Linked DNA regions of Homo sapiens: regions 1, 3, 4, 5, 6 and 7 are each linked to region 2. A link is a contact called in ENCODE Hi-C or POLR2A ChIA-PET data. All regions are on one chromosome and are shown on one strand. Each heading gives the region's core, a stretch centred on a gene start or an enhancer-like site at or near the end of the contact. The rest is flanking DNA. Distances are from core to core; before and after follow the strand shown. Region 1 holds the start of MFSD12 (major facilitator superfamily domain containing 12). Region 2 holds the start of THOP1 (thimet oligopeptidase 1). Region 3 holds the start of SCAMP4 (secretory carrier membrane protein 4). Region 4 overlaps NFIC (nuclear factor I C). Region 5 holds the start of CACTIN (cactin, spliceosome C complex subunit). Region 6 overlaps DOT1L (DOT1 like histone lysine methyltransferase). Region 7 holds the start of KLF16 (KLF transcription factor 16).

The links. A loop is a pair of places that touch in the nucleus more often than their neighbours do. ChIA-PET counts read pairs that join two places held with the same protein, here RNA polymerase II (POLR2A). Pooled maps may share reads with other maps.
Region 1: a map of naive thymus-derived CD4-positive, alpha-beta T cell shows a loop between it and region 2 (11-fold over the local background). The contact joins the promoter of MFSD12 here to the promoter of THOP1 in region 2. A Hi-C loop is called at or near these places in 1 of 168 maps with a recorded cell type or tissue (naive thymus-derived CD4-positive, alpha-beta T cell) and 5 of 50 pooled maps. POLR2A ChIA-PET finds 5 or more read pairs at or near these places in 2 of 52 experiments (H1 and activated CD4-positive, alpha-beta T cell).
Region 3: a loop to region 2 is called in a pooled map, with 10 times the contacts of the local background. The contact joins the promoter of SCAMP4 here to the promoter of THOP1 in region 2. A Hi-C loop is called at or near these places in 1 of 37 single-sample maps with no recorded cell type and 7 of 50 pooled maps.
Region 4: a map of naive thymus-derived CD4-positive, alpha-beta T cell shows a loop between it and region 2 (5-fold over the local background). The contact joins the enhancer-like site here to the promoter of THOP1 in region 2. A Hi-C loop is called at or near these places in 1 of 168 maps with a recorded cell type or tissue (naive thymus-derived CD4-positive, alpha-beta T cell) and 9 of 50 pooled maps. POLR2A ChIA-PET finds 5 or more read pairs at or near these places in 1 of 52 experiments (CD8-positive, alpha-beta memory T cell).
Region 5: a map of ascending aorta shows a loop between it and region 2 (15-fold over the local background). The contact joins the promoter of CACTIN here to the promoter of THOP1 in region 2. A Hi-C loop is called at or near these places in 1 of 168 maps with a recorded cell type or tissue (ascending aorta), 1 of 37 single-sample maps with no recorded cell type and 14 of 50 pooled maps.
Region 6: a loop to region 2 is called in a pooled map, with 7 times the contacts of the local background. The contact joins the enhancer-like site here to the promoter of THOP1 in region 2. A Hi-C loop is called at or near these places in 2 of 168 maps with a recorded cell type or tissue (CD8-positive, alpha-beta T cell and naive thymus-derived CD4-positive, alpha-beta T cell), 19 of 37 single-sample maps with no recorded cell type and 12 of 50 pooled maps. POLR2A ChIA-PET finds 5 or more read pairs at or near these places in 1 of 52 experiments (HepG2).
Region 7: a loop to region 2 is called in a map of naive thymus-derived CD4-positive, alpha-beta T cell, with 9 times the contacts of the local background. The contact joins the promoter of KLF16 here to the promoter of THOP1 in region 2. A Hi-C loop is called at or near these places in 1 of 168 maps with a recorded cell type or tissue (naive thymus-derived CD4-positive, alpha-beta T cell), 5 of 37 single-sample maps with no recorded cell type and 11 of 50 pooled maps.

The regions. Positions count from the first base shown.
Region 1 is chr19:3,556,089-3,559,279 of GRCh38, forward strand. It overlaps MFSD12 (major facilitator superfamily domain containing 12), which reads right to left and starts at 1,498. Exons shown (of 10, transcript NM_174983.5): 1 at 1,018-1,498. The coding sequence starts at 1,315. RefSeq lists silencers at 924-1,093, 1,274-1,343, 1,384-1,933 and an enhancer at 2,043-2,337.
Region 2 is chr19:2,783,514-2,786,752 of GRCh38, forward strand. It overlaps THOP1 (thimet oligopeptidase 1), which reads left to right and starts at 1,990. Exons shown (of 13, transcript NM_003249.5): 1 at 1,990-2,165. The coding sequence starts at 2,150. RefSeq lists an enhancer at 122-191 and silencers at 1,677-1,786, 1,817-2,276.
Region 3 is chr19:1,903,889-1,907,300 of GRCh38, forward strand. SCAMP4 (secretory carrier membrane protein 4) reads left to right here and starts at 1,511. Exons shown (of 7, transcript NM_079834.4): 1 at 1,511-1,551. It overlaps ADAT3 (adenosine deaminase tRNA specific 3), which reads left to right and starts at 1,511. Exons shown (of 2, transcript NM_138422.4): 1 at 1,511-1,551. RefSeq lists enhancers at 505-564, 845-904, 1,925-2,014 and silencers at 1,235-1,564, 1,615-1,764.
Region 4 is chr19:3,433,552-3,436,534 of GRCh38, forward strand. NFIC (nuclear factor I C) reads left to right here. Exons shown (of 11, transcript NM_001245002.2): 4 at 1-41; 5 at 726-849; 6 at 1,532-1,656. Among named protein-coding and RNA genes, the nearest start is that of SMIM24, 45 kb to the right of the region's middle. RefSeq lists enhancers at 554-1,331, 1,332-2,109, 2,036-2,085. Within about 2 kb of position 1,705, at least 40 of the 41 ENCODE cell types and tissues checked have a DNase peak (open chromatin) inside an H3K27ac peak, as active enhancers do.
Region 5 is chr19:3,625,086-3,628,184 of GRCh38, forward strand. It overlaps CACTIN (cactin, spliceosome C complex subunit), which reads right to left and starts at 1,705. Exons shown (of 10, transcript NM_001080543.2): 1 at 1,511-1,705. The coding sequence starts at 1,677. RefSeq lists enhancers at 94-655, 656-1,217, 1,218-1,779, 1,669-2,038.
Region 6 is chr19:2,169,924-2,173,188 of GRCh38, forward strand. The region is part of intron 1 of DOT1L (DOT1 like histone lysine methyltransferase); the gene reads left to right. Among named protein-coding and RNA genes, the nearest start is that of DOT1L, 7.6 kb to the left of the region's middle. RefSeq lists enhancers at 1,123-1,717, 1,263-1,632, 1,718-2,312. Within about 2 kb of position 1,593, at least 15 of the 41 ENCODE cell types and tissues checked have a DNase peak (open chromatin) inside an H3K27ac peak, as active enhancers do.
Region 7 is chr19:1,862,028-1,865,056 of GRCh38, forward strand. It overlaps KLF16 (KLF transcription factor 16), which reads right to left and starts at 1,552. Exons shown (of 2, transcript NM_031918.4): 1 at 1,014-1,552. The coding sequence starts at 1,470. RefSeq lists silencers at 795-964, 1,015-1,194, 1,525-2,624, 2,695-2,914 and a promoter at 1,441-2,645.

The DNA of each region.
Region 1 (3,191 bases), core at 248-2,747, 770 kb after region 2:
CCCCTGACCCTCCAGTCCCACCCAGGCGGCTCCCAACTCTCAACTCCCGGAGCAGCACCCTCAAACTGCTGACGCACCAGGTTGCCCTGGCAGAACACACAGAGAGAGAGGAGGCTCTAGGGGGCCTGACTGTCCCTCAGCCATAGCTGTCCCAGTTGGTCACCCTAATAGACGAGCTCAGGCTAGACAGACTGACAAAGGAGGCGCTGAGCAGTCACCACCAACCCTCCAGAGGGTTCAGGGTGGCCCGGGGGCTCAGACAAACAAAGGCATTCCCACTAGAAAGTCATGTAGTCAGATGGTGAGGGCCCCGCAGGTCAGACAGCAGCTCTGAGGCAGACAGGGGAGGCTGGACCAAGGGACAGACAGAGGGGATACGGGGCAGTTAAACAGACAGATGGGGGAGGCTCATGGCTCAGGCAGATAGAGAAGCCCTGCACAGTTGGACAGATGGGGGAGGCACTGCACAGTCAGACAGATGGGGGAGGCACAGCACAGTCAGACGGGGGAGGCTCAGGCCATGGGGCAGAAAGACGGGGGATGCTGGATGGTGGGACAGGCAGGGGAGGCTCAGGAGTGACACCACAGAGGGGCCACTGGGTAGTCAGACAGACGGGGGAGGCTCAGGCCACGGAACAGCCAGAGGGGTGAAAACTCAGCTCATGGGGCAGACAAACAGGGGAGACTTAGGTCCCAGGCAGGCAGAGAGAGGGGGCTGGGTGGTGGGACTGATGGAGGAAGCTCAGGCCATGGGCACAGACAGACAGACAGGGGAGGTTCGGGCCAGGGGACAGACAGAGGGGTGAAAACTCAGCTCATAGGGCAGACAGATACATAGGGGAGGTTAAGGCCGTGGACAGACAGTGCAGGGAAGCTCGGGCCACGGGACAGACAGACCGAGGGGAGACTCCGATCCTGAGGCAGGCAGACGGCGGGTGGTGAGTCAGAGGGAGGAGGCGCCCGGGTCGCGGAGTCTCGGAGGGGCTGCCCGACAGGTGGCGGGGCCGGGACGCTTACCGACCAGGTGCCAGGCCTTGCGCGGGCCGTAGCGGGCGCAGCAGCTGGCGGCGCGGTCGGCCTCGTAGCCCACGAGCGGTGTGCACAGCCCGTCGGCCACCTGGCCCAGCAGCAGCAGCAGCCCCGCGCCGCGGGAGCTGTAGGCGCGCACCGAGTGCAGGTAGAGCAGCAGGTAGGTGAACCACATGGACGCGCACAGGTCGTTGAGGAAGTGGCCCACGGCGTAGCTCAGCCGCGCCACCAGGGACAGCGGCCGCGGGGACGGCGCCGCTCCGGCCGCTGGGGGTCCCGGGCCCATCGCGGCGCCGGGCCCGCGCCCCCCACCCCCGGGCTCCGCGGAGGGTACCCTGGCCAGGCCTTCTTGGGTGCCGTGGGGGCAGGCGCCGGGGACCCCCACCACGCGCCGGGCACCCCGCGTCCCGCTCTCTTACGGCCGCGCCCTCACCCACGTCCGCCGCGTCCGCCCCACGCTCGACTCTGCAGCCGCCGGGCCCCAGAGCCGGGCGACTGCGCCGGGCGGGGCAGGGCGGGGAGGTTCCGGTGCCTGAGCCAATCGGAGCCGCGCCCCGGGGAACCGCAGCCAATCGCCAAGGAGAGAGGAGAGGGGCGTGGCCGCAGGGCTCGTTCCGCCTCTACGACGGGCGCCCACGCGGTCCTAGCGCCCGCCGGGTATGAGGGCGAACCCCGAGCGCGCCGCAGGAGTGGCCGGCACCCCCATAGACTGGGGAAGGAAATGGACCAGAGGGCACCGCCGGCTCCCACCCAGACCCGGCCTCCAGGCCCGCACCACCCCAGTCCACCCGGAGCTGGACAGCCCACTGCGGGCCGGGGTGGAGCGAGTGGGACGGGCTCTGGATTTGGGGTTGGGGGGAGGTCTGAGCCCGAGCTGGCCTCGGGGTCCGCTGACTCCCCGGCCTAGAGAGACGCGATCGGGCGCGGAGAGGACGCAACAACACTAATTAATTGGTTACTAACGGTAATGATGGGGGTAATCAACATAATAGTACCAGCTGGCCTTTAACGAGCGTTGCCTGCAAAGAGCCCCACGTGGTGACGCAAATTTCACTCTCATTTTACAGGCGAGGAACAGAGTTGCCCGAGGCTCGCAGTGAGTCAGGCGTCTGTGACTCCCAGGCCTGTGCGCGCGACCCTCCCCGTCCAACCAACGTCCTCCCACAAACGGGTCACCGGACTGAGGGTTTCAAGTTCCTCCAGGGGGTGTGTGCGGTTCCCCCTAACTCAGGCCCTACTCCTTCCAGCAGCATTTTCTCTTCTTTCCTCTTTTTATTTATTTCAGAAACAGGGTCTTGAGACGGGCGCGGTGACTCACGCCTGTAATCCCAGCACTTTGGGAGGCCGAGGCGGGCGGATCACCTGAGGTCAGGAGTTTGAGACCAGCCTGGCCAACAAGGTGAAACCCGTCTCTATTAAAAATACAAAAATTAGCCGAGCGTGGTGACAGGTGCCTGTAATCCCAGCTACTTTGGAGGCTGAGGCAGGAGAATCGCTTGACCCAGGAGGCAGAGGTTGCAGTGAGCCAAGACCGCGCCATTGCACTCCAGCCTGGATAACAAGAGTGAAACGCCGCCTCAAAAAAGAAAGAAAGAAAGAAAGAAACGGTCTTGCTCTGTGGCCCAGGCTGCAGTGCATTGGTGCAATCATGGCTCACTACAGCCTCAATCTTCAGGGCTCAAGTAATCCTCCTGTCTCAGCCTCCCAGGTAGCTGGGACTACAGGCACGCATCACCACATGTGGCTAACTTTTGTATTTTTAATTTTGGAGAGACAGGGTCTCACTATGATGCTTAGGTTGACCTCAAACTCCTGGTCTCAAGCAAGCCTCCCACCCTGGCCTCCAGAAGCTCTGGGATTACAAACATGAGCCTCTGCATCGGGCGGGTCTCCAGCAGTTTTCTTTCTTTCTTTCTCTCTCTCTCTCTCTTTTTGAGATGGAGTCTCCGTCTGTCACCCAGGCTGGAGTGCTGTGTTGCAATCTCAGCTCACTGCAGCCTCTGCCTCCCGAGTTCCAGCGATTCTCCTGCCTCAGCCTCCCGAGTAGCTGGGACTACGAGCACCCACCACCACGCCCAGCTAATTTTTGTATTTTTAGTAGAGACGGGGTTTCCCCATATTGGCCAGGCTGGTCTCAAACTCCTGAACTGAAGTGACCCACC
Region 2 (3,239 bases), core at 740-3,239:
GGAACAGTGGCTGACTCCAGCCGGTCGCCGAGCTGACCACGTGGTGCTGGGCCGGCCACGTGGTGCAGCCGCGTTTGGACACCTGGACTCCAGAGCGTCACAGCTGCGCAATGAATGGGAGTCAGTGTTACCCGCTTACTATCTTTGTTCATTTATTCACCCACCCATCTACTCACCCACAAATGCATTCTTTCATGCAGTGTGAGACGTTTGTGAGTATAGAGCCATTTGTAGACAGCAGGTGCCTAATATTCATTCAATATTTATTGCAAAGCAGCCATAAAAACCAGCAAAGTGTCTACTCTCATTATTTTGCATTGGGGTAGACGGACTATAAACTAATAAACTAGTACATAAATAGAGAAACAAATTTCACAGCAAACACTAAGAAAAAAAAAATGAAGGTAGTGTGATTGTCACTGGGAGCTAAGTCGCATGGGATGGGTAGGAAAGATCATCCTTTACATTTGGATTTCAAGGATAGGAAAGTCCAAACGGACCCCAGGCACAGGGAACAGCGAAAATGAACGCCGATGTAAAATTAATCTTGGTGTTGCTCAAGACATGTGATGAGACATTTCCAAGGACGACAGAAAACTGATCACCATCTAAGTTACAGTTGCCAGAAATGTTCTCCCAATTCATTTTCGTCCTACTCAAAATACATGCACGATTAATGGCGTGGATTATTTTAATTTCTTTTGCAGAAATAAAGGAGGTGAGGCCGGCCGTGGTGGCTCACGCCTGTAATCCCAGCACTTTGGGAGGCCAGGGGGCAGATCACTTGATGTCAGGAGTTCGAGACCAGCCTGGCCAACACGGTGAAACCCTGTATCTACTAAAAATGCAAAAATTAGCCGGGCGTGGTGCGGGCATTTGTAGTCCCAGCTACTCGGGACGCTGAGACAGGAGAATCGCTTGAACCCGAGAGGCAGAGGTTGCAGCGAGCCGAGATCGCGCCATTGCACTCCAGCCTGGGCGACTGAGCGAGACTCCCTCCAGCCCCTCCAAAGCAAAAGAAAACAAAACAAAAACAAAAAAAGGGAAGAAAGGAGGTCGGTTGTTTTGGTTTTTGCCAGTTTAATTGTAGTACATTGTTTTTTCTGGGTGCCCTAACAGTTCAAGACAGATGGTTCAAGATGTTTTTTGTTTTAACCCACAACACTGCATGTAGGTCAGGCTACTGCACTGTTCCACAACACCTGTTATTTGACATGAATCCGTTTACTTGCTTTTGTTTCTGACAAAAAAAAAAAAAAAAAAAAAAACTTGGCCCGGCGCGGTGGCTCACACCTGTAATCCCAGCACTTTGGGAGGCCGAGGCGGGCGGATCACGAGGTCAAGAGATCAAGACCATCCTGGCCAACATGGTGAAACCCCCTCTTTACTAAAAATACAAAAATTAGCCGGGGTGGGGGCTGGCGCCTGTAGTCCCAGCTCCTGGAAAGGCTGAGGCAGGAAAATTACTTGAACCAGGGAGGCGGAGGTTGCAGTGAGCCGAGATTGCTGCTACTGCACTCCAGCCTGGGCGACAGAGCGAGACTCCGTCTCAAAAACAACCAAAGCACCAAAACTTCTGGTTAATTTAATTGATTCGTCGGATTCAGATGCTGGAAAGTGGGCCTGGGATATACAGTAAGCGATCAATAATAACACTGGCCCAACACACAGCTATAAGAAGCGAGGCAAGTACACATTAACGCGGTAGCCTGAAGCCCAAGCGAAGTCTCAGCGCAATGAGCCGCGCAGAGGCTCAGAGGCGTCAGCGGCGTGCGCGGTTTCCAAGGAAACCGTCCGTCCTAGCCACCCCAGCGGCTCTGGAATGGTAGAGCAAGAGGCTCCGCCCACGCACCGCCGAGACCAATAACGGACCGGGAGGGTTACGGCGAGTGCGCAGAGGGCTCCAGCGCACTCCCGGCCCTCCTCCTTTAGCTGTGGGCGGGGCTCAGGGGCGCGTGCGTCCTGCCCTCCCTGTGCGCGCGCCGCCCCAGCATGCCCCGGGAGCGCGGGCGGCGGGCCCCTTGGTCCTCAGGCGGCCGTGGCGGCGGTGGCGGCGGTTGGGCCGAGGCAGGCGGCCTCAGTGGCCGAGGTGGCTGGACGCGTAGCAGGTGGAAGGAGGGAGGGAGCCGCAGGCGCAGACCCACCCGCCATGAAGCCCCCCGCAGGTACCGACTACCCCGCTCGCCGGACCCGGGCGTCCCCTGCACCCTCGCTCCTCCCGGGGTCGCGACTTGGGCCTAAGGCTGGAGCGAAGCGACCCCCGAGCCACCCTCGGCCGGGCTGGAGGGGCAGCGGGGGAGGTGGACGACCCTGCTCTCTCGTTTGCCGAATGAATGAACCAGCTTTTCCAGCGCTTCATTCATTCTGCAAAGTTGATGGCGCTTCCCTTCCGGATGGGTCGGGCCCCGTGGCGGACCCTGGGGAGGCCGTGATTTAACGACTCCAGTCCCGTTTTCCTGGAATTCTAGAGCCACAGACAGACATTCAAAAATTAAATAAGAGAGGATCGAAGATAGGGAGGGATCGGTGCTCTGGTGCAGATAAACACGAACGGGGCAGTCCCAGGGACACGTTTTTAGAGAGAGGGTGGTTCCTGGGGGGCTTTTCTGAAGAGGTGAGCGTCGACTTGCTTGATTGGGAGAAGCAAGTGTCCTGCCAAGACCGGGGAAGGAGGCGTCCCGGGAGGAGGGAACGTGTTTGGAGAGCAGAAAGTCAGTTTGGCTGGAACGTAACGAGGGGACCTTTTAATTTTGTTATTTATTTACTTTGTCTCCCAAGCGGGAGTGCAGTGGTGCGATCACGACTCCCTGCAGCCTCGAACTCTTGGACTCAGTCAATCCTCCCGCCTCAGCCACCTGAGTAACTGGGACTACAGGCCTGCACCACCACACTTGGCTAATTTTTTGTAGAAACGAGGTTTCGCCATGTTGCCCAGGCTGGTCTTGAAGTCCTGGGTTCAAGCAATCCACCTGCCTCGGCCTCCCAAAGTGCTGGGATTACAGACATGAGCCACTGTACCCAGCCAAGACCCTTTTAATTTAGAGGCAAAGGGGCGATGTGACCTGTGTACTGTTTATTTATTTATTTGTTGGTTTATTTTTTGAGACAGTCTGTGTCTCCCAGGCTGGGGTGTAGTGGTGCAATCTCTGCTCACACAGGCTCACCGCAACCTCCGCCTCCCGGGTTCAAGCTATGCTGCTTCAGCCTCCCAAGCAGCTGGGATTTCAGGCGCCCACCAC
Region 3 (3,412 bases), core at 261-2,760, 880 kb before region 2:
ACGTCCTCCCCTTTCTCACCATAAACTCCCTCACACTCTGCAGGTTTACCTAACTGTATGCATCTAATTATGTGATTACCTAAAAGTTCCAGGAACAGGCTGGGCACGGTGGCTCACGCCTGTAATCTCAGCACTTTGGGAGGCCGAGGCGGGCAGATCACCTGAAGTCAGGAGTTTGAGACCAGCCTGACCAACATGGAGAAACCCCATCTCTATTAAAAATACAAAATTAGCCAGGTGTGGTGGCGTGTGCCTGTAATCCCAGCTACTCGGGAGGCTGAGGCAGGAGAATCACTTGAATCTGGGAGGTGGAGGTTGCGGTGAGCTGAGATCGTGCTGCTGCACTCCAGCCTCGGTGACAAGAGCGAGACTGTCTCGAAAAAAAAGAAAAAAGAAAGAACGTTTTAGAGCTAATCTGGAGACAGGCCAAGCACGGAGACCCACCTGCAAAATCCCAGAGATTTCCTCAAGGTGGTCTGCAACCCGGCCCTTATTAGGATGAGGCCAGCCTGCGCTTTTAAGCCACCAAAATTCATGAACACACAGAGCTTATAATCAGCACCTCCCCTGCACACCCACCATTCCCAGTTCCCCTTTTTTAGCCCCTCACCCCAGCCTCAAGTTTGAAGGGGTTTCTGGAGGCCTAAACCAGCTGCCTCCCTGCTGCGAACTCTGAAAGGAAGTCACCTTCCTTTCACTGCACTTTTTCCTCCTTACTGGTTTGTCAAGACTCTGGCATCGGAGCCTGAGCTGGTTACAGCCAGGCACTGTCAAGCTGTTGGGGGAGGGGATGACAAATTCCCTCCCGTTGAGAACCACTTGGTTAAACCTGTCCAACTGGAAGGAGTAACAAATTGCTCATAAAATATGCATGTTTTGGTGAAACCCCTTCTCTACTAAAAGTACAAAAACTAGCCAGAAATCGCTTGAACCCAGGAGGTGGAGGTTGCAGTGAGCCTAGCACTGCACTCCAGCCTGGGTGACAGACTGAGGCTACGTCTCAAAAAAAAAAAAAAAAATGTGCTTGTTTGGCCCAGGAGAGGCAAGAGGTCTTCTTCACCTACGTTACTGGTGAGAAAACTCAAACCTGAGGGCGGCCCACGCCGGAGTGCAGTAACAGGCAGAACTGGAACCTGGCCCCATCCCGGACTCAGGGGACGGGTGTCATATACCCCCTCTGCCTCATCCTTCCCACTCTGCTAACCTTCCAAAGATCCCCCGGGTTCCGAGTTTTCCCTGGCCGCTTGATGGGATTCGAACCTGCAAACTCAGCGCTCGCCCAGCGCAGCGGCCCCGCCTCTCCTCCCCTCCCGCCGCCCGGAGGTCATGTGAGCGCAGTGCCGGAGCGGGGCGGGGCGAGGCGGCGGCGCGCAGTGCCTACTAGCAATTGTAGTCCTTGCCCCACCTTGGCCTGGCGAAGATCCCGCCCCTGGAACTACGCTCCCGTCGTGCTCCGCGGCTCCAGGCGGAGACGAGGCGGGGTGAGGTGGGTTGGGCCGGGCCGGTTGCTAAGACTTGGCGAAGCGCTGCGCTCGCGCCCGGATCCCTCAGGTAAGCGCGCGGCCCCGAGGTCTCGGGTTCTCCAGGCTCAGACTTCCCCAGAGGGGGAGTAGGGGCTGACATGGGGGGTCTCGGCGGTGAGGGGCGCCGGCCGTTTGTGGGGAGAAAACGGGGGGCCCAGGCCAGCCTCGCGCGCGTCTCGGGCGGGCCGGTGGGCGACGCGGGGAGGCGGCGCGAATGCGCGTGCGCGCGCGCGCGCGGCGCTGGCCTGGGGGAAGCCTCAGGACCGCGCTCCCCCGGGCCTAGCGCCTTTCTGCGCGTGTGCGCCCTTATGGTCGGTGCGGGAGACCCCGTATCCTCCAGCTGCTTCCGGTGGCCCTTCCTCAGGTCATGTCCCGCAGTCCCCTGCCTCTGAACCGCGCTCTCGCGAGTTTCCGTAGCCTTCGCGTCCTTCCTCCCCAGCTCTGATTCGCCTTTATGTGGAGATTCCCCTAGGCCTTGGTACATCCCCAGAATTGACCATCGTTCCTCATCGTTACCTAGAGTATGAGTTTTTCAGGTTTTTGTATCACAGGCCCCCAGTTATCTCCCACACACTACCCCGAGGACCGAGGTTCCCCGCTGTCTTGCAGAGAAGGCCTCCTTGTAGGGTGGCCAGAAACAGAGGATCGACTCCGTGGAAACAAGGACGGCTGGGTGCAGTTCCTCACCCTATAACCCCAGCACTTTGGGAGGCCAAGGCGAGTGGATCACCTGAGGTCCGGAGTTCGAGACCAGCCTGTCTAACATGGTGAAACTCCATCTCTGCCAAAAATACAAAAATTAGCTGGGCGTGGTGTCACGCGCCTGTAAAACCAGCTACTGGGGAGGCCAAGGCAGGAGAATCGCTTGGACTTGGGAGGTGGAGGTTGCAGTGAGCCAAGATGGCACCATTGTACTCCAGGCTGAGCAAGCTAGCAAGACTCACTCTCCAAAAAAAAGAAAAAAAGATTTTTTTTTAATAAGCCAGGCATGGTGACACATGTCTGTGGTCCCAGCTACTTGGGAGGCTGAGGCAGGAGGATTGCTTGAGCCCCGGAGGTTGAGGCTGCAGTGAACTGTGATGGCACTACTGCATTCCAGCCTGGGCAACAGAGCGAGACCCTGTCTCTAAATAAATAAATAAAATACATACGTGTAGCGCCGGCCGTGGTGGCTCACGCCTGTAATCCTAGCACTTTGGGAGGCCAAGGCGGGTGGATCACGAGATCAGGAGATCAAGACCATCCTGGCTAACACGGTGAAACCCTGTCTCTACTAAAAATAAAAAAAAGCCAGGCATGGTGGTGGACGCCTGTGGTCCCGGCTACTCCCAAAGGAGGCTGAGGCAGGAAAATGGTGTGAACTCAGGAGGCAGAGCTTGCAGTGAGCCAGGATCGTGCCACTGCACTCCAGCCTGGGCGACAGAGTGAGACTCCGTCTCAAAAAAAAAAAAAAATTGTGTGTGTGTGTGTGTGTGTGTAAAGAAACAAGCCCCAGGCTGGGCGCAGTGGCTCACGCCTGTAATCCCAGCACTTTGGGGGGCCTAGGCAGGTATATCACAAGGTCAGGAGTTCGAGAGCAGCCTGACCAATATGGTGAAATCCCACCTCTACTAAAAATATAAAAAATTAGCCAGGCATAGTGGTGCACATCTGTTGTCCCAGCTGCTTGGGAGGCTAAGGCAGGAGAATTGCTTGAACCAGGGAGGCAGAGGTTGCAGTGAGCCAGGATCGCGCCACTGCCCTCCAGCCTGGGGGACAGAGTGAGACTGTCCCAAAAAAAAAAAAGCCCCCACGCAGACTATTGGTGTGCCCTGGAACTGAGCATTAGCTGTTCCCTCTCCGAGTTCTCTCCCCTACTTCCCCAGCCTTCCAGGCTGGGCTGTGGGTCA
Region 4 (2,983 bases), core at 455-2,954, 650 kb after region 2:
CGGCGTGTTCAGCGTCACTGAGCTCATCCAAGTGTCCCGGAGTGAGTGTTCCCGTCAGCCCTGAGCTGGGTCTTGGAGAGGGGAGGGGGCCGCAGGGAGGAAGGAGCCCACCCCCCTCACCCTACTCCTTGTCCTTTCCAGACAACCCCCTGTGTCACTAAGCCAAGGTTCCTAGAAAGGGAGGTGGCCAGGCCCTTCCCAGAGCCCAAGGTCAGGGCTCCCTCCCACCTCTCCAGGAAACAGAATCTAAATGCTGGATGGCAACTAAGGAAACTTCTGCCCCAGCATCCCTCCTCCTCCCTGGGGCCTCCACTGTCCTGTCCCAGGAGACCCCAAAGGACCCCGCCCCTCCTGTCCCCTTGCTTTCTCTGCTGACCTGCTGGGGACCCAGCACATTCCGTCACACACTGTCTGAATCCCACCCCAGCGAGTCCTGGGCGCTGTCCTTCTTTAGCCCTGACTGACACCTTCCCTGTCCAGATCAGCAGAGCCTGGCCTCCAGCTTTGGCTACACCTCTGCCTCACAGTGTGCTCTTGGCCTCTCCCCATGGCCTTGGTCCTCTGATCCATAGAATAAAACTGGTTTCAGCCACCCTAGGAACCGGGCCAATATGGGAAGGGGGTCCCCCTTTGGACTGCACCCAGTGGCTTTCCCTACCTCTCTAAAGCAAACCGCAGCACTGGGCACTGCTTCCTGCCTCACTCTCCTCTGTCACCCTCTGCAGCACCCGTGGTGACTGGAACAGGACCCAACTTCTCCCTGGGGGAGCTGCAGGGGCACCTGGCATACGACCTGAACCCAGCCAGCACTGGCCTCAGAAGAACGCTGCCCAGCACCTCCTCCAGTGGGTAAGTACCCAGGTCCCCACCTCTGGGCATTTCATGACCCCATTCATCAACCCATCCCCTCTGGCCCGAGCTGACTCATTCCTCTCCCTGGAATACCTCTTTTCACGATTCACCTGGCCTGAGAAACTCCTACTCATCTCATCCTTCAAAACCCAGCCAGCCCCACGTGCCTCTTCCCCTAGCCCTGACAGCCCACCGTGGGCTCCCCCAGCCTCAAGTCCTGCCGGCTCAGCCAGCCCTTAGGACCCTCCCCACCCAGAAGAATGCAGACACAGGTTGTTGCTGAGATATGCTTTGTGACCTCGAGCAGGTCACACTGTGTGTGCCCCAGTTTCCCCATCCATAAAATGGGATCATACCCCTAACAGGCAGTTCTGAGGACTACAGGTGGCCAGGAGATTAGCCAGGCTGCCTGGGTTTTGGTCTCCACCATGCTAGCTTGGTGTCCGACCTGTGTTGAGACCCTCCCTGCCTCTGGCCCGGGTGTCCCATCCAAGCAATGGACAGGTTGGAACAGGCGTTCGTAGGGAACGGGCTGAACGCCCGCGGCTCCCGCGATGTCTCGCGATACTACCTCCCTCGCCCCCGCTCACTTAAGGACCGGAAGTAGCAAAGCCCGCCGTCGCGCCCCCCGCCCCGCGTCTCCCTGGTAACCAGCCTCTCCCCTTCCCTCGCCCATAAGGAGCAAGCGGCACAAATCGGGCTCGATGGAGGAAGACGTGGACACGAGCCCTGGCGGCGATTACTACACTTCGCCCAGCTCGCCCACGAGTAGCAGCCGCAACTGGACGGAGGACATGGAAGGAGGTAGGGCTGGTGGCGGGGGCGGAGCCGGCCTTCCGGTCTGAGTCACCGTGGCGGGAACTACGTCTTCCGGCAGCCACTGCGCGGGCGCCGCGGGGCAGGAAGCCGGCCTGGAGCCGCGGGGCCTCCTGGGAATTGTAGTCGTCCCGAGCTGCGCTTGGCTGGAAGTACGGTCCGGGTTCGCGTTCTCGGATCTCTTTGGTTCCGCTGCGGCGAAGGAGGGCAGAGACTGTCCCCTGCCTGACTCTCCTGCCCTCCGGCCGTGAATGCCACATCTCTGTGGGGTCCCCGAGCTGCAGGATGGACTCAGTAGTGACTCTGATCAACAGGGCGCCTCTTCCTGGGATCTGTCATAGAATCCCTCGTCTGTAGGGACCCTGTTTGTCCTCTTCCCCTCTAGAAGGTCCTGAGATGCCGGATCCCTTCTCATTGGGGTCCTTCTTGAGGTTACTTTTTTTTTTAACCAGGTTCCCATCTCCATGGGATCTTCTGGTTCTGCAGGAGACTCGTCTCCTTTCTGTAGGGTCTCCATTCCCATGGCGTCGTTTTCTAGGAAGATTTTATCCTCTTGCTTTTCTGTCTTCAGAAGGGTCCTCTCTGGGGTGTCTTTCTTTCTTTCTTTCTTTCTTTCTTTTTTTTGAGATGGAGTTTCGCTCTTGTTGCCCAGGCTGGAGTGCAATGGCGCGATCTCCGCTCACTGCAGCCTCCACCTCCCTGGTTCAAGCAATTGTCCTACCTCAGCCTCCCAAGTAACTGGGATTACAGGCATGCACCACCATGCCCGGCTAATTTTTTCTATTTTTAGTACAGACGGGGTTTCACCATGTTGGTCAGGCTGGTCTCAAACTCCCGACCTCAGGTGATTCGCCCGCCTCGGCCTCCCAAAGTTCTGGGATTACAGGCGTGAGCCACCACGCCCGGCCTCTGTTTTTGTTTGTTTGTTTGTTTGTTTGTTTTTGAAACGGAGTCTCGGTCTGCTGCCCAGGCTGGAGTGCCGGGGTGCAATCTTGGCTCACTGCAGCCTCGACCTCCCAGGTTCAAGTGATCCTCCTGCCTCAGCCTCCCAAGTATCGGACTGCAGGTGCATACTGCCATGCGCCGTTAATTTTTTTTTTTTTTTTTTTTTTTTTTTTGGTAGAGATGGGGTCTCACTATGTTGCCTAAGCTGGTCTTGAACTCCTGAGTTCAAGTGTGATCTTTCCTCCTGCCTCGTCCTCCCAAAGTGCTGGGATTCCAGGTGTGAGCCACCATGCCGGGCCCCTCTTATTTTTTTTTAATTTTTGTTTTTTGAGATGGAGTCTTGCTCTGTCACCCAGGCTGGAGTGCAGTG
Region 5 (3,099 bases), core at 455-2,954, 840 kb after region 2:
CTTGCTATGTTGCCCAGGCTGGTCTTGAACTCCTGGGCTCAGGCAAGCCTCCTGTCTCAGCCTCCCAAAGTGTTGGGATTACAGATGTGAGCCACTGCGCTCAGTCACGTTTAGGGGTCTTTGTACACAGAGAACTGCCAAATATTTTGTTAAATGCTCTACCCATTAAGCTCATGTCAAAAAAATCTAAACTATGTTGAAACCAATCATTGCAGAGCCCTTAAATATTGGCCACAAGTTCAACTGAATTTTCGTGAACATTAATTCTAATTACATATCTAGAGTGGCAAATTATTGTGAATAATTCCAATACCAGAAAATGGTAGGCGAAAAAACACAAAGATGACATTAACAAGACTTATGGGCAGGCGCGGTGGCTCACGCCTGTAATCCCAGCACTTTGGGAGGCCGAGGCGGGCAGATCACTTGAGGCCAGGAGTTCAAGACCTGCCTGGCCAATATGGAGAAATCCCAGCTCTACGAAAAAATTCAAAAATTAGCTGGGTGTGGCAACAAGCACCTGTAACCCCAGCTACCGGGGAGGCTGAGGCTGAAGAATCGCTTGAACCCAGGAGGCAGAGGTAACAGCCGAGATCGTGCCACTGCACCCCAGCCTGGGCGACAGAGCAAGACTCCGTCTCAAAAACAAACAAACAAAAAAACCAACAACCGATGAGTGAACTTGGCCCAGAGCGGGGCAAGACTGGCCTGAGTGTCAGCCACGAAGGGGCTGAGCCAGCACTGGGGCCCCGGTCTGGGAATCAGTCCCTGTCCCCATTTTGGTTTCTCTGTACTGGAGCCGGCTCAAGGCAAATCCGACCAAGTGCCCCATCTCCAGAAGAAAAGGACCATGGGGAAGCTGAGATTCAGGCACTAGGAATCAGCTGTGAGTCCTGCCAGCTGACACCGAGTCTTTTTCCCTCCCACAGCCCACCTCCATTAGCAAATGTTGTCTCCTCTACTTCCAGAATCCCTCTGAAATCTACGCACTTTGCCCGCTGTGGTTGACTACAGCCTCCCTCCCATCGAGACTGCCATCATCTACTGTCTGGACAATTGTGCCGTCCTACTCTGATGCCGCTCCTGCCTACCCCGCTCCATCCCTTCTCCACCTCAAAGCCAGAAAGTATGCAGAGTTAAGTCAGTCCACGTCACTCCCCTACCCAAACTCCTCTCAAGACTCTCCATTTCCCTCCGACTAATAGCCAAGATCTAATGTGCTGAGCACACAGGGCTCGATATGATATGATCTGATCTCTCGTTACCTCCCCGCCGCCTCGCTCACCCGGCTCCGGGCTGTCCCTCCAACCGCCCGGTCCCCTGCCTGGAACGCCTCTCGCCTTCCTTCCGCTGCCAGGTTAATTCCAACCGGTGGTCAATTGTCCCCTTCTCTAGGAAGCCCTCCCCGAGTAAGTCGGGGGTTTCCCGGTTCCCCGGGATCTCCAACCCTCGGTCGGGCGCTCCTGAGGTAGGAGCCGGATCCCCAGCGCTGCTCCCGCAGCGACCCCACCTGCGCTCCCGGCTCCGCCGCCTCCGTCTGCGCCGTCCCTCGTCCTCCCGGCGCCGTCGGTTTCGCCGCCCATGGCTCCTGCTCCGACTTCGGCTCCCGCTCTGACTCTGCCGCCTTCGGCCCCGGCGACCCGCGGACCGCGAGCGCGAGCGTGTGTCCCGACCCATCGGCTGGGCCAGTGGCCGCGGCACCAACACCAATAGCCGAAGCCTGCGCTGGGGGCCTTCCTCGCCCACGGCGCTCTCCAGGCTGCCCCGTTTGCGCCTGAGCCGGGAAAGAGCAACCCATCCCGTCGCCCCAGCCCGCAAGGACTCCGACACCCCAGACTTTCCACTACGTCTGCAAATGTGGACCGCGTGATTGACTCCAGTGGGATTGTTGCCTCCAGGGTGGCGGAGTCTCCTTTCAGGCAGTGCTGGAGGCAGCCCTAGGCGGGTCCCCACGCCTCAGGGGGCCTGAGAAACTGTGGGCGGGGCAAGGGCAAACTAGGAACCTTGTGCAGGGAGGGGCCTGCCGAGGCGAGACCAATAAGAAGCGGGTCTAGGTCGGAAGTAGCGCTTCATTGGCGTGGCCAGGGGCGTGGCCGAGGAGAGGCGTGTCCGGGGAGCGAGGTCCCCGAAAGGCGAGGAACCGGGAAGGTGTTAGGTGCCAGGCAGCTCCAGAGGGCAGAGGGCGGGCGCGGGGACAGAAACTGAAAAGCCTTCTTATGAGAGTCATCGTTATGCTCCACCACCTGCCAATGAACACCTATGTATTTTGGGAGTTAAGCTTTAAAAAAAAACAAAAACTTTGATAACTCCCTGTATTCCCCCATCAACCCATTTTAGAGACGGGGAAACTGAGGCTCAGAGAGGGAAAGTCACTCTTAACACTTGCCTTCTCAACCCAGGCTGCCCAGCTTTGTGGTGTGGGTGCTGGGGACCCGTGGGAGGGTTGTGAGCAGGGTTTGGGGGACTTGCTGTTGAAACAAGTTTGGCGTGGGAGGACGGACTTCAGGGGCAAGGCTGGAGGCCAGAGACCTAGAAGACGCTGATGTCCCATCCTGAGCTCCCCTAGCCCATGGTGGCTGCTACCACCACCCCGTGCAGTTCTAACCACTCGGGGCTGGGAAGGCCTGTTTATGGAGGATGATAGTAATTTAAGCTAACTTTTAAAATATTTATCTTGGCCGGGCACGGTGGCTCACGCCTGTAACCCCAGCACTTTGAGAGGCCGAGGCGGGCGGATCACCTGAGGTCGGGAGTTCAAGACCAGCCTGGCCAATATGGTGAAACCCTATCTCTACTAAATAATACAAAAATTAGCCGGGTGTGGTGGCATGCACCTGTGATCCCAGCTACTTGGGAGGTTGAGGCAGGGAGAATTGCTTGAACCTGGGAGGCGGAGGTCGCAGTGAGCCGAGATCGTGCCACTGCGCTATGGCCTCGGCGATAGAGCAAGACTCCGTCTCAAAAAAAAAAAGAAAATTAAAATGTTTATCTTGAGTGGGGTGCAGTGGCTCATGCCTGTAATCCCAACACTTTGGGAGGCCGTGGCAGGTGGATCTTGAGGTCAGGAGTTCGAGACCAGCCTGTCCAACATGGCGAAAC
Region 6 (3,265 bases), core at 343-2,842, 610 kb before region 2:
AGGCGGGCAGATCACCTGCGGTCAGGAGTTCGAGACCAGCTTGGCCAACATGACGAAACCCCGTATTTACCAAAAATACAAAAATTAGCTGGGCGTGGTGGCGGTTGCCTATAATCCGGAGAATTGCTTGAACCCGAGAGGGGGAGGCTGCAGTGAGCTGAGATCATGCCATTACACTCCAGACTGGTCGACAGAGTGAGACTCTGTCTCAAACAAACAGACAAAATTAGATAAAGGAAAAAAGAATTTTTGTTCAAGTAATATTGGCCATTGATGGCTGCAAATCACTCTTGGTGTTACAGATTCCAGGAACAGGAAGATAGTGTCCGAGACCAGGATGCAGGAACAGATAGATGCCTTTCCACGCTTGCCCCTGGTGTGGTTGGGAGGCGTGACTGAAATCCTTGCTCTTGTCTCTCTGGACCTGATGCATTTTGCATGCCTCACTGGGCACGGACTGCTTGGAGCTGTTTTTATCTTCCAGCAGTGTGAGGTGTAGGAAGGACCCAACACGGTTCCTCCTGTGCTCTCCGCAGTCAACACAGAGGAGTTGCGGAACCAGATACGGGTACCCGGGGATTCATCAGTTCTGTGTTTCCTACTGGGCAGCCCCGATTCAACTCACTTCCAGCATGTCTACCTCGACACAGGCTCAGATCCCACGGGGTAAGGGCTCAGTCCCCAAGACTCCCCCACTTTCCATGCCAGTTAGAGGCCTCACGTTGTGACCTGTGCTTCTGAGTGACCGGTCGGCTGTAAATCCAGGTTCCCGTCACCCTTACCTCGGCTTGATTACATTGCCTCAGTGGCTCACAGAACTCCCGAGAAACACTTAGGTCCTTTGGTTAATGATAAAGGACGATCTGTGGGATGCCCATGAATACTGAGAAATGGATCCTCAGGGCAAGGCATGGGGGAAGGGCCCACTCCCTCCAGGAGTCTCCCGGAACGTGTGTCTCCCGGGACCTGTCCCCCTCCAGGAGTCTCCTGGAACCTGTCCCCCTCCAAGAGTCTCCCAGAACCTGTCCTTTAGAGTGTTGTTTCTCTCATTATTTTTGGGATAGGGTCTTGCTTTGTCACCCAGGCTGGAGTGCAGTGGCTCGATATCTGCTGACTGCATTCTCCGCCTCCCAGGCTGAAAGGATTCTCTTCCTTCAGCCTCCTGAGTAGCTGGGATTACAGGCATGAGCCACCACGCCTGGCTAAATTTTGTATTTTTTGGTGGGGCCTTGCTGTGTTGCCCCAGGCTAGTGGTAACTTTGATAAGCTTTGGGCCTCAGCCTCAGGCTGTGTGGTGGGGTCTAAGGTACAGCAGGGGCCCCAGAGGAGTCCTCCAGGGGAAGGACTGCGAGAATGCTGTGGCACTGGCAGAGCCTTTTACCTGGAGGATCCCTGCATTGAGCCCTTCTGGTCCCGAATTGTACTGAGCCCTCTTCTTCCTGCCTGTAGGCTGAAAGAATGAATTCCTGGCCCTGGAAGGTTCAAACAGCAGTTCTCAGGGGTGGAGGTGGCTCTGCCCCCAGGGGACACCTGGTGGCGTCTAGAGACCTTTGCGGTTGTCACCACCGGGGTGGGGGAAGCCCAAGGATGCTGCTCATCACTCACAGAGCTTGGGGCAGCCCCACCACCGAGGGCGGGCCAGGAGACGCCAAGAGCTGTGCCTTTCATCGCCTGGGGTCCCGGGCACCGACCGCCGCCGGGTGTCGCTCCGTGTTCGTGTACATGCCTTCTCCTGGGGGTAGCCCTGCTTTTATTTCCTGAGTGCTTCCTGGGACCATGCATGTCCGGCAGGCCCTGGCCAAGATCCAGGCTTGCTGCGTGCAGTCCCCGCCCACTGTGTCCCCCTGAGGGAAGGACCTGAGGTGAAGTTAGCGTAATGGGAGTGTATTTGGGCCTCGTTTGCGGGCTGCAGCTCTGGAGACACAGATTCAAGTGCCCAGAATGTATGCGCGGCAGTTACAAGTGGGGCTTCCTGGAGAAAAGAAGGGGCGGCTTTTGCATTGGAATCACAGAAGTGATTGCCCGGCTCCACGTCCTTCCTGGTATCTCAGACTCCAGGGACGTGAAGATAACAGATGGTCACATTGTGCAAATAGTGATAACCTTGTAGGTAATTCATCAGCTAGTGTGGAAACCCCAGGGGAGGAAAGAAGGCCCTGGGAGGGAGTGACTGAAACTCACTTGGAGGCTCTCTGGGCCTGTGGAGTTCTGCACAGCATGCAGCTCCCACTCCTCGGACGCACTTTTCTTTTTTGTTTTCTTTTCTTTCCTTTTTTTTTTTTTTGAGACGGAGTCTCGCTCTGTGGCCCAGGCTGGAGTGCAGTGGCGCGATCTCTGCTCACTGCAAGCTCCGCCTTCAGGGTTCAAGTGATTCCCCTGCCTCAGCCTCCCGAGTAGCTGGGACTACAGGCGCCCGCCGCCACGCCCAGCTAATTTTTTGTATTTTTAGCAGAGATGGGGTTTCACCATGTTAGCCAGGATGGTCTCGATCTCCTGACCTCATGATCCACCCGCCTTGGGCTCCCAAAGTGCTGGGATCACAGGTGTGAGCCACCGTGCCCGGCCAGCCACTTTTCTTTCTTTCTTTTTTTTTTTTTGAAGACAGAGTCTCACTCTTTTTACTCAGGCTGGAGTGCAGTGGCGCCATCTCGGCTTACTGAAACCTCCGCCTCCTGGGTTCAAGCCATTCTCCTGCCTCAGCCTCCCGAGTAGCTGGGATTACAGATGTGTGCCACCAGGCCCAGCTAGTTTTTGTATTTTTAGTGGAGACGGGGTTTCACCATGTTAATCAGGCTGGTCTCAAACTCCTGACCTCGTGGTCTGCCTGCCCTGCCTCCCAAAGTGCTGGGATTACAGGCGTGAGCCACTGCGCCTGGCAATATTTTTCCTCTTTTTTTTGAAATAACATCCTTGTTGTGACAGTTCACGTATCATAAAGTTCACCTGTTTTAGGCTGGACGTGAGAATGGCATGAACCCAGGAGGCGGAGCTTGCAGTGAGCTGAGATCGTGCCACTGCACTCCAGCCTGGGCAACTGCGCGAGACTCCATCTCAAAAAAAAAAAAAAAGTTCACCCGTTTTAAGTGTACATTTCAGTGTGTTTTAGTATATTCACAGATTGTGCAGTCGTCACCATTGTCTAATTCCAGAACGTTCTAATCACCCCAAAAGGAAACGCTGCCGCCTCAGCAGTCAGTGCTGGTCTCCCCTAGCGTCCTGGAGCGTTTTTCCCTGCATGGAGGCCCACGAGTCCCGCGCTTTCCTC
Region 7 (3,029 bases), core at 302-2,801, 920 kb before region 2:
TAGAGGTCTTCTGTTTGGTGGCAAGGCCAGAATGCCAAGCCCAAGGGCAGCCGCACAGCTTTCCCCCAGCCCCCCACCCTCCCCGGAAGGGACAAGCACCTCTAATGCCCAAACCAGGGCCGGCCATCAAGGCCCACCGTCCCCTGTTGCCCAGTCCAAACTCCCAGTCCAGAAAGTGGAACCCTAGGAGGGGACGGAGTGAAAAAATACAGCCAGGCCCACCAGGCTCCCGGTTCCCCTCGCCGCCCCGGGGACTGCGCTAGGAGGGGCGTTGGTGTAGCCGAAGCGCTCCAACTACGCGCACCTTCCCGAATCGCCCGCCAGGTAGGGGTGAACAAACACGCCAGGGAAATACAGCAGTGTGGACCCGAGCCCCTCGAGGGTCCTCCAATACTATGAAGTTCCCCCGCCCAGACTCAGGCCCCAACCCGCGCTCCTAGCCTCGCCCTCCCCCTCGTTAAAATACAGAGAACGCAGAGAAAACGTGCCGGGCTCCCCCCATCCTGGCCCCACGCCAGGTGCTCTGCCGACCTCTGGGGAGAATCCGCGCGGCCACCCCGGCGGCGGCGACGCGGTTCCTCCTCCATTTTCACAGATAAGGAAACTGAGGCTGGGGGAGGGGGAGAACCCAGAACCCCAGAGCCGGATGCTCCAACCACGGTGCCCACCGCCCAGACCAGAACGCAAAAGAAAAAAAAAAAAACGGAACAAGGCCCAGAAAGGGAGAGAGGTGGTCTGCCCAGGAGTCTCAATCCCGCCCGCAGACCTCGCTGGGCCCCCGGAGCCCCCGCCACTGCCGCCGGGGCGGCCATCCGCTCGCCGCCCGACCGCGTGGCCGCCACGCCCCCCGCGCGCGCCCCACCCACCGAGGCCCCGCCCTGCCGGCCGGCGCGGCGGCGGCCCGGGCGCGCCCCCCTCCCCGCCCCCCACGCGCCACGCAGTTTCGGGGTCCTGGCGGGGGAGGGGTCTCAGGCGGCCGCCCCCGCAAGGGCCGGGATCGCGGCTGCACTCACCTGTGTGCGTCCGCAGGTGCGACTTTAGGTGCGAGGACTTGTAGTAGGCTTTGGCGCAGTCCGGGAAGGGACAGCGGTGGCTCTTGGCGGCGGCGGAGGGCGCGGCGCCGGGGGCGCGGCCCGAGGACGGGGACGAGGCGGCTGAGGAGGAGGAGGCGGGCGAGGCGCCCCCCGGGGCGGCTCCGGGTCCGCCGCGCAGGTCGGCCAGGATGCTGGCGGCCAGCAGGTGGGGCGCCGCGGCGGCGCCGGGGCCCGGGCCAGAAGCGGCGGGGGGCGGCGGGGGTGGCCCCGGGGTCCCGGGTGAGGCGGCCTCGCGGCGCGCCGCGCGCACATCCAGGCCGGCGGCGGGGCCCGCGCCCTCGGGGCCGGGCCGCCCGCGGTGCACCACGGCGCCCGAAGAGATGGCCATGAGCACGTCGGCGGCGAAGTAATCCACGCACGCCACGGCCGCCGACATGCCGAGCAAGGGCGCGCGGCGCGGCGGGCGGAGCGGAGGCGGCGGGAGCGGCGTCCGTCCGGCCGGCGGCGGCTGCTCGAGTGCGGGAGGCGGAGGAGGAGGAGGAGGAGGCCCGGCGCGCGCCGCCGCCGACGCCCGCGCTCGGCCTGCCCCGCCCCGCCTGACGCGTCCTGACGCACCGGAGCCCGCGGGGGCGGCCACAGCCCGCCCCGCCCGGAGGACGCCCCCTCGGGGCGCCGCAGCCACGCCCCCCGCCCGGCGCGCCCTCCACCACTCTCCGAGCCGCGCGCGGCCGCCGGGGGCGGGGCTCGGGCCGGAGGAACCCGCCCCCCGGCGCGCCCACTCCGGCCTCCGCCAGCGCCTAGCGTCTTAGGCCCGGAGCGCGCCTTCTCCGCGCTAGGGTGCAAGGCCGGGAGCCCCGCCCCCTCCCGGCGCGCCCCACTCCAGCGCGCGCCCCCGTACCCTTTCCCGGAGCACCACCCCCTCAAGCCGGGGCGGGAGGCCGAGGACCCCGCCCCCTCTCCGGCACGCCCCTCCTTCCGAGAGCGCGCCCCGCCCCATCCCGGCACGCCCCTCCCTCCCAGAGCGCGCCCCGCCTCCTCGCTGGCGCGCCCACCCCACGCCGGGGCGCGCGGCCGGCGGGAGCCCGCCCCCTCCCCGGATGCTTCCCTCCTGGCCCCGGGCGCGCCCCCGTTCGCGATGGAGGAGGGCTCCGATCCCCACGTGGCCGGGGTTGGAGGGGTGCGGAAGCGGCCGGCCCCGCCCCCAGGCCACGTGCGCGACCCTTCCCCCCTCTTCTCCCGGCCTGGGGCCCTGCTTTGACCCCGCACTCAGGCATCTGCTCGTCCTCTTCTCTGGGGTTCCCCCTCGCCGCTCACAGAGCCCCTCGGAGCCTCCCGGCCGAGACACCCGGTATCCCGCGCCCGCGGCGGGGCCCGGGAGGGTGGGGCAAGGCTGCGTTCGTTCCTCTTTTTGCACCCAGTTCCGGAGCTACTAGAGCGCGCCCCACTGGGGGTGGGGAGGGCCGGTTGGGTCCCAGAGGGTCGGGATAGGGGGACGGGAAGAGGGGGCCGAACGCAAAGGGCTGGGCTGGGCTGGGGGCGCCTGAGCGGGTCAGAGGTTCCCCGCCCTGCTGGGACACCGGGGTCCGGGGCTTCTCTTTCCATTCCCAGGCATCGATTCTTGGGGTTCGGACGGGAAAACTGAGGCCAGGTATTCGGGCCTCCCGGCCGCGAGGACGTCCAGGCCAACTTGTTAAATATTAGGGGGGACACCAGGGACGCGGATGGCCCAGTTCGCAGGCCCAAGGCGGCGGGGGCACAGAAACTGGGCGGCCCCCCTCGGTCGCGACCGCGCTCCCGCCCCTTCCCAGCTCCGGCGGGGCGGCGGGGACTGCGCAGTGGCCGGAGCTGCCTCCAGGGGGCGGAGCTGCTTTGGCCTGCGGCGACCTCCTGCTCTGGGTTGGGCATGGACAGAGGCCCTGACCCGATTCGGGGCTTCTCTAGCCCCATCCCCCGCCCACCTGCAACCCCAGCTGACGCCCTGAGGCTGACCACTGT